Regions from separate parts of the Homo sapiens genome. Here region 1 is linked to region 2. A link is an interaction called in ENCODE POLR2A ChIA-PET data of the cell type or tissue named here. Cell type or tissue: K562. All regions are shown on one strand. Links, peaks and the distances in the headings refer to the core of each region. The heading gives the core; the rest is flanking DNA.

The links. Peaks named below come from ENCODE experiments on the same cell type or tissue, not always from the same donor. Only the 100,000 strongest peaks of a DNase experiment are listed, where the experiment ranks them.
Region 1: POLR2A ChIA-PET joins it to region 2 with 5 read pairs; 6 of 35 experiments call an interaction of 5 or more read pairs at or near these places.

What each region holds. Positions count from the first base shown.
Region 1 is chr1:182,297,654-182,302,047 of GRCh38, forward strand. All of the region lies in intron 2 of LINC01344 (long intergenic non-protein coding RNA 1344), which reads right to left. Among named protein-coding and RNA genes, the nearest start is that of LINC01344, 14 kb to the right of the region's middle. RefSeq lists an enhancer at 4,056-4,394. In K562, for the core only: no CTCF peak of the experiment used is centred there; a DNase peak (open chromatin) is centred at 2,528; H3K4me3 peaks cover 235 bases.
Region 2 is chr1:182,147,374-182,151,767 of GRCh38, forward strand. No RefSeq gene overlaps it. Among named protein-coding and RNA genes, the nearest start is that of ZNF648, 88 kb to the left of the region's middle. In K562, for the core only: no CTCF peak of the experiment used is centred there; a DNase peak (open chromatin) is centred at 2,248.

The DNA of each region.
Region 1 (4,394 bases), core at 186-4,185, 150 kb after region 2:
TTTACTTTCTTGAGCATCAAAACATACACACACATAGGGTTTTTTTGTTTGTTTGTTTTTGTTTTTGTTTTGAGACAGAGTCTCGCTCTGTCGCCCAGGCTAGAGTGCAGTGGCGAGATCTCGGCTTACTGCAAACTCTGGCGAGATCTCGGCTTACTGCAAACTGCTGCCCCCCTTCCCCCTACTGCCAGGCTGAAGCAATTCTCTTGCCTCAGCCTCCTGAGTAGCTGGGACTACAGGCACATGCCACCACTCCCAGCTAATTTTTGTATTTTTAGTAGAAGCAAAGTTTCACCATGTTGCCCAGGCTGGTCTCAAACTCCTGACCTCATGTGATCCGCCCGCCTCGGCCTTCCAAAGTACAGGGATTACAGGCATGAGCCACCTCACCCTGTCACCCACATAGTTTTGAGCCCTGGTCCCACCTGTCAGGTAGCTGGTCCACACTCCATCCCAGAGGAAGCTCTTAGGTCAAGGGGTGGGAATTTCAAGAGGGGCAACGAGTAGCTGGAAGCCATGTTCCCAGGCCCATGTTTTACCCCAGCCTCCTGCCCCACATCCTCCCCATAGATCTCACGTAAAGGGCCTGTGCCTTGCAGTGAGGGCTGTTTCATCTACCTGCCTTCCTAATAAACTTTCAGACAGAAGTATGTATGTGTGAGTGTGTGTGTGTGTATGTATGAGTGTGTGTGTGTGTGTGGTGTTAAATGGGGATGTTAATATAGTCAATACTAATTCCTAGATAAGAACATTGTCTTAGTCAAGACTAATTCAATGCTAATACCTAGATAAAAACATTGTCTTCATCTTGGAAGGTGAATACCTGTTCATTAAATGATCATTGCTTTGGAAGAACTTTTAATGGGAAATACTCAGAAAACAATGCCAATGTGGATGGGGAGACAAGCACGACGTCCAATAGACACCATGCATTATAAGCAGAGATAGAGATAAAGATAGGCATTGAACAAAGAGAGAAGGAAATACACCAAAATGCCCAGAGAGGTTTTCTCCAGGTTTGGAGTTACAGGTGATCTTTGCTTTCTTCTTTCCTGTATATTTCTGTGCTGCCCAAGTCTTTTACTGTGAGCAAATGTGACTCTAGTAATGGTGGGGATTAATAATTTTTTAATTTGTTTTTCAAATGTAGAACACTTTTCCCTGTCTCCCAGTGTCATCAAGAAGCCCAGAAGAAAGCTGAGTGACCTGGCCGGGCGCAGTGGCTCACACCTGTAATCCAGGCACTTTGGGAAGCCGAGGCGGGCGGATCATGAGGTCAAGAGATCAAGACCATCCTGGCCAACATGGCAAAACCCTGTGTCTACAAAAAATACAAAAAATTAGTTGGGCGTGGTGGTGCATGCCTGTAGTCCCAGCTACTCAGCAGGCTAAGGCAGGAGAATCGCTTGAACCGGGGAGGCGGAGGTTGCAGTGAGCTGAGATCGTGCCACTGCACTCCAGCCTGGCGACAGAGTAAGACTCTGTCTCAAAAAAAAAAAAAAAAAAAAATCCTGAAAGTTGAGGAGTGACCTCAGTACTAAGGCCCTCAGATCCTCCAACCCCATGGCACAGGCGCTCCCTCCTGTTGTCTAGCACAGTGTCTGGCGAAGGCCATCACCCTTATATGAGGGCAGAAGGTGAGCTAAAGCCCTATGGAAAAGGTGGCTCAGGCATATACAGGCCTGTAGGACCAAGCTCAGAGACAGACCTGTGGCCAGTGGCTCCACAGCTATGCCCCAACCTAAATGTGCCCCCAGAGCTTGCTCCAAAAAGATTCGAGGAGTAGGAGGGGAACAAGGCAAAGGAGATAAAAAGGGGATTACTGGGAAAGTATTAGAACTACCCTGGACCGGGCACGGTGGCTCACGCCTGTAATCCCAACACTTTGGAAGGCCAAGGTGGGCAGATCACTTAAGGCCAGAAGCTTGAGACCAGCCTGGCCAACATGGCAAAACCCCGTCTCTACCAAAAAAAATACAAAAATTAGCCTGGCCTGGTGCCGGGCACCTGTAGTCCCAGCTACTCAGGAGGCTGCAGCGGGAGAATCACTTGAACTCAGGAGGTGAAGGTTGCAGTTAGCCAAGATCGTGCCACTGCACTCCAGCCAGGACAACAGAGGAAGACTCCATCTCAAAAAAGAAAAAGAAAGAGAGAAAGAGAGAAAGAAAGGAAGGAAGGAAGGAAGGAGAGAGAGAAAGAAAGAAGGAAGGAAGGAAGGAGAGAGAGAGCAAGGAAGGAAGAAAGGAAGGTAGGAAGGAAGGGAGAGAGAAAGAGAGAAAGAGAAAGGAGAGGAGAGGGGAGAGGAAGGGAGGGGAGGGGAGGGGAGGGGAGAGGAGAGGAGAGTGCCCTGCTCAGGAGGTAGCAGATTTCCAGGGACCCCTGAGGGTCAGAAGAGAAGGACTGGGAGAAAGCCAAGGAGTTGAGGCAAGGTTCACATCAGCTCAGGGACACCCACGTCCTCCTCTGGCTCTAACCATCCTTCTCATTGACAGATCTTTTTAACTGCCTTTTGTTTCCTCTTATCTCCCTCACCCAGCCACCAGCTTCTACCCCCACCCCCAACTGAATTGCATCACCATCCACTGAGCTCCCAGGGCCTGCAGCTGTTGCTGCCTGGGGTGACAGACACACCCCGATTTTTGAAGGGAATGAGCTTATGAGGTCAGGGAGGAAGGGGGAATTGGGGGCTGGGGAGAAGCAAAGCTTGGAGTAAACTTCCCAGAACTGCAGAGGGTGGCTGAGACCACCCACTCTTCTTACATTGTCACTGTGGTCAGAGCCTTGAGCCACTGTCAAGTGTTGGATTCAGAGTGGGTGGGTGTCCAAGGAGAAGAAACTGGAAACAGCAGGGAGGAAAGGGCAGGCACAAAAGTGTTGTGGGTAATTCCTTCTGGGAGAATTGATAACTTTTGCATTCATCTGGCAGGGCCCTCTGGAAGCAGCAATAAGTTGACATCTGTTCTTTAGCTACTAATGCCAAATAGATTACTTGACAGTAGTTTAATATGCACAACTAGGAACTCTGTGTGTGTGTGTGTGTGTGTGTGTGTGTGTGTGTGTTGGTGGAGGGTGGGTGGGTGGAAAGGGAGCAAGAGGGAAGATCTTTTGAGAGGGTAAGAGGACTATCTGCATTCCTCCAAATTTCTGGAGAAAGAACTCAATAACAAATTCAGAAAAGTATATTAAGTCCTGGGGGATTCTGAGCCAATCTTCCCACAGCTGGATATGTCAACATCTGTCCTTCGGTCCTCCTTGTCCTCAATTTTTTTTTTTTGGAAAATTGACCCCATTTTGATAAGAATGTCTGTGTTTTTGAAAAACATAACCCATCACATATGATCTCCATGGCAATGATATTTTGCTATAGGAGGCAGTAGTAGGATGTGGTGGTAAGAACATGCACCTCAGAACCAGACACCTGGGTAAAAGTCTGACACTGACAGTTACAAGCTGGGTGAGCAGTCTGATCACTTGCCAAGTTGGGTGACACTAGTTCCTCGCTCACACAGTTGTTGTAAGAAATGAATGACAGGTTCAGAGAACACGCAGTAGAATAAAAAAGAAAGAAAGAAAGAAAGAAATGAGTGGGCATATGCACCGTGCTGAAACACAGAGACTGGCACGTAGTCAGTACTGCATAAGGTCAGCACCCTCCGTATGACCCCACCCCAAATCCAGCCACTCCGGGTATGTCGTGATGAACTAAGCATTAGAGCATGGGGCCTAACGATGGCATGGCTGCAGGCCAAATCCTGCCTGCTGCCCACTTAGCCCAAGAGTTAACATTTTTCTAAATTTTTTAATCACTGGGGTACGAAAAGTCAAAAACAAGAATAGCATTTCATGCCACATGAAAAACATATGAAATTCAGACTTCAGTGTTCATAAATGAGTTTTCTGAAGCACAACCACACTCATTTGTTTATGTATCTTCTCTAAGACTGCTTTTCCGCTGCAATGACAGAGCTGAGCAGGTACAACACAGATGTATGACCCACAAAGCCTAGAATATCTACTATCCGGCCTTTTACAAAAAAAGTTTCATCAGCCTTGCATTAGAGGATCAGCAGTCCAATTCCAGCCCTGCTTCCCACCTTCCAAATAGAGATAACACCTTCTCTGTCACTGAAAAACCCTCACCAGCATGCACGCGCGCGCACACACACACACACCACACACACCACTTGGCTTATTCACCGTGATGCTGTTAACACCAGCTGGCCTCCACTTTGGAAAGTGTAAGACCAGATTAGGCTATAAAGCATTACTGTTATTTTCTGAGCAAGCACTTGGGGGTGGTGCAATCCCAGTCAACACTACTGAAACAACTCAATGTGCTCTTTGTTCTCCAAGTCCTTGATCTTTCGTTCTTATTACAACTTCTCAGGGCCTGC
Region 2 (4,394 bases), core at 222-4,221:
TAACACCAATTTGGGGGTTATTTCTGATGACTAAATGAGTTAATGCATGCAAAGCACTTATGACAGTGCCTGGTATTTAGTAAGGTCTCAATACATGTTAGCTATAATGATAATCAGTAGTCAGGGTATTACAATTAGTAGTATTCATGACTTAAAATTCCTACTCACTGGAGTTGGAGTCAGAAAGATTTTTAAGACATTAACTGTTTTCTCTCATAAGACTGGTTACTCAGGGTTAGTTTCTAACCAAAATGATGAAAGTAGCTGTTGCCCAACAACTGCTCCTTAAAGAAGCCATCTCCAGGATGGAGTGTCAGAATATGTCCAGTTAAATCTGGTCATGTTTGGAAAGTGATGGAAAGTGGGTTCCTAATCTACTCCCTGCCACATTCCAGTTTAGAAAAATACTTATATATTTTTTTCATTTTCCAAGGATCACTATGTTCAAAACAATTTTGAACTAGTTATTCAGACGACTTCATTACCATGTGCTTCAGATAATGACAATAGTTTTTGATAAAATTTGAGTCTGGTTGAACGCTTGCTTGACTAGAAGACACATGTGTGGGTCCTTGGTGTACTGTCTGGGCCAGTGACCCCTTGCTGAGCATGAACTATATGCTATGCAGGGTTAAATTATTTAATTCTCATAGTAACCCAATGATTTAGGTACTCTTTCCCCTTTTTACGGCTGAGGAAAACCGAGGCACAGAGTGGTCAAGTGACTTAAGATTACAGTGTTAATCATGGGTTTGAGACAGAATTCAGAGGCCTTCCTCGGTGCCAGAACCCTGTTCTCCAAACTCCTCGGCCTCGTGGGAGTGACAGTGTAATCTGAGGCCACAGCCCTGCCTTAGCTTTTCCCATGGGCCCTGGCCTCAGAGAAAGGCACCAGGGTGGGATGTTCTGCCCCTATAGATTTCTGCTGGCCCAGCCCTACCTGGAAACCCAGATGATGAGCAAAGAAGCCCCTTGCATGGGTGTGAGTAACAGCATGTGGGGGGTCTCCAATGGCCCCAGGCAAGAGGAGGACACCGTGGTTCCCTACCCGATTCCCATCCTTCCTTCCTCCTACTTCCTTCTCCTATTACTGTTAAACCCTACCCCTCAGTGGCAGGCACCAACTTTCCTACCTCCTTTCCTCTACCAGCAAACTTATCAGGTTAGGCCGGTAGACTATGTTTGATAAAAACTGAATTGGCACATAGTAGGTCTCTAAGGTGTATGTGAGCAAATGATAAATATAATTGGAATTTTCTTTGACTGTATACTCCTTCCTTATGGGCAAGAACTCTGATTTCTCTGTTTCATTAGAGCTTATTATAGTGCCCAGCACATACTAGATGCTCAAGGAGTATCAGTTACTGAATGTCTGGTGCAAAGGAGCTGGGAAAAAATCTAAAGGAGAAGGGATGAGTTTGGGTTTTATTTTTAGTGCCAATGTTCAAAAATATTTTTTAAAAATGTTCTACCAAACCCAAAATATTTCATTGAACACCTGGGACATCTCAGCTCTGGGAAGATCTTCCTATTACATCTCACTGCCTCCCTATTCCTGCTTCACTCTGGAAGTCCTCAGGTTATTAGGGAAAGCTCTAAAGGTGGAGGGCTGCTGGCAGGGAGATAAACATGCAGGGACAAGAGGCAGGAGTGGACGAAAACTAAGAGATACAGCAAAGATGTACGAGAGTAAGAAAACACTTGCATTCCTTCCCACGCACAGCCAGGTTGCTAGGAAGGACCTAAGACCTATGTCAGCCCTTGCCACCCTTACCAGGCAGTGACCTTGGAGAGGGACTTCAGAGACCAGAGCTTTCATACTAAAGGAAGATTGGAGGTTGTGATTATTGTTCACTATCCGAGGTCCAACTTTGTTCTGATTCAGTCTCATTTCTTTCACATCTTGACTGTTACTGAGTACTGGGGTTTCTTTTCAAAATAACAGAGATATGTGAACTCAGGAGAAGCTTCAGGAAGAAGCCTTTGAGGGGAACCTGGGGTTAGGTTTTAGAGGAAGACAGAAGAAGAGGAGGAGCTGTCTTTGATAGGAGCATCTGACGACAGAAGATCTCTGTGGAGGTGCTTCTGAAAGACTGGTAACAGAGGGCTCCATGAGAAAGCTCGTCAAGGGAAGGGGGAAGTGGTTCCGAGAAATGAGCTCAGAAGAGCTCTGACTTCACGTTGCCATGGTGGCAACATCCTTGCTCCATTACAACATACATCACCTAACACATGACAAAAGCAGTCTGCAAAGGGGAAGGGACGGCTGAATCAAGCCCTGCTGAGTCACTGTAGTTAACTTCCCACTCTCTGTCCACTGCATTTCTTTAGAGCTTCTTGAGACTGGCCCTCACGGCCCAGCTTTGGGTAAATTATTGGCTCAAGAATTCAGCTTTGAATTCAATCTTCCCAGATAGGATCCTCATGGCCTCTAGTTTGGCCATTCAGTCTTTCCAGGTAGGTTCCTCATGGCCTCTCTCTTACTAGGCCATTACTCTCCTTGTTTGCCTTGACTCCTGAAAGCTGTGTGTTTTGGTATTTTTCCCCTACAAGCAATTTTAACTTTCTTTTTTTGCATAGACCAGCCATGGCTCCCTGTGATTTCAATCCCAGCTCAATATCACATTCCCTCAGACCATGTTGTTTTAGCCTGGCCCTGACATTCTTACAGCTAATTTATTCATTTCTTGCCCTGAAAAACCTCTAAGTCTTAGCCCAGCCCTGGGAACAAGACAGGATTAGTCTTGTGTGGATTTTTGAACTTGACAGTTGAAGACTTTAGATACCTAAAATCAAACTCACTTGTGACCCAGGCCACTCAATGCTACAAGTACACAGAGGGACAGTCCTTGGGTATGTTGCTATGTGACATACAACATGCATGCTCATTAGGATCCCTCATGAAGGCAGGCACTGACATACTTACTCCTTTGAAACCCTAAATTTAGACCAAAGGAAATGTCACCTCAAATTGGGCCCATGGTCCATCCAAATCAGGCAATAACAACAGCCAACATCTGCTACATGGTGCTGACATTCTGCTAACCACTTCTCAAGCATTTGCTTCCTTACTATGGTTGTTCTCAAAACAATCCTGAGGGGTGGATATCATCATCAACAGTTTACAAACAAGTAGGGAACTTAGATAAAGCACGGATCACCCTTGGACAAGTTTGAACTGCATGGGTTAACTTACAGGTGAATTTTTTTCAACAAATATATTGGAATATTGTTTGGAGATTTGTGAAAATTTGAAAAAAACTCACAGACCAACGGTGTAGCCTAAAAATATCAAAAAATTAAGAAAAGGTTATGTCACAAATACATAAAGAATAAAAAGATGTTAGTCTATTTTATCATTTACTACCATAAAATATACAAATCTGTAAAAATAAGTTAAAATTTATCAAAATTTACACACACACTTACAGACCAGTGCCATTTGCAGTCAAGAGAAATCCAAACAAACATAAAGATGTAGTATTAAGTTGTCACTGCATAAAGTTAACCGTTTGGAGTCACCCCCTGCTGCTATTGCAGTGAGCTCCAATATCATGAGTATCCACTTAAAACACTGTGTGATGCTGATCATCTAGAGTGAGCAGTTTGTCTCTCCAGTAAATTGGTTCTCACTTATTTTTCATCATGTTTAGTGCATTCCTATAAACTTTGAGTAACACTGTGGGACTTATATGAGGTGCCACTAATAATGTTGGAAGTGCTCCCAAAAAATAGAGAAAAGTCATGACATTCCTAGAAGAAGTTGAATTGCTTGATATGTACCATAGACTGAGGTCTGCAGCTGTGGCATCTGCCATTTCAGATGGAGGACTCATCTTAGAAACAGACAACATAAACTTACAGTAACAATACCTACAGTACTGTACTATAAATGTATTTTCTCCTCATGAGTTTCTTAATAATATTTTCTTTTCTCTAGCTTACTTTATTGTAATAAGACAGTATAGTACATATAGCATACAAAATACATGTTAATCATCTGTTTCTGGTTATAGGTAAGGTTTCCAAGCAATGGTAGATATCAGTAGTTAAGTTTTTGGCCACTCAAAAGTTATACACGGATGAATTTTCAATTGCACTGGGTGTCAGTGCTCCTAATCCCTGCATTAGTCAAGGCTCACCTATAATTGCTCAATGTCACCTATCTTGCATGCTATAGAACAGGACTTGGACCCAGATCTGTCTGAATCCCAAACCCAAGCTTTGAATCAATTAAACTCTTGGACTGCCAGGCACGGTGGCTTACGCCTGTAATCCCAGCACTTTGGGAGGCCGAGGTGGGAGGATCACAAGGTCAGCAGTTCAAGACAAGCCTGGCCAACATAGTGAAACCCCGTCTTTACTAAAATTACAAAAATTAGCCCAGTGTGGTG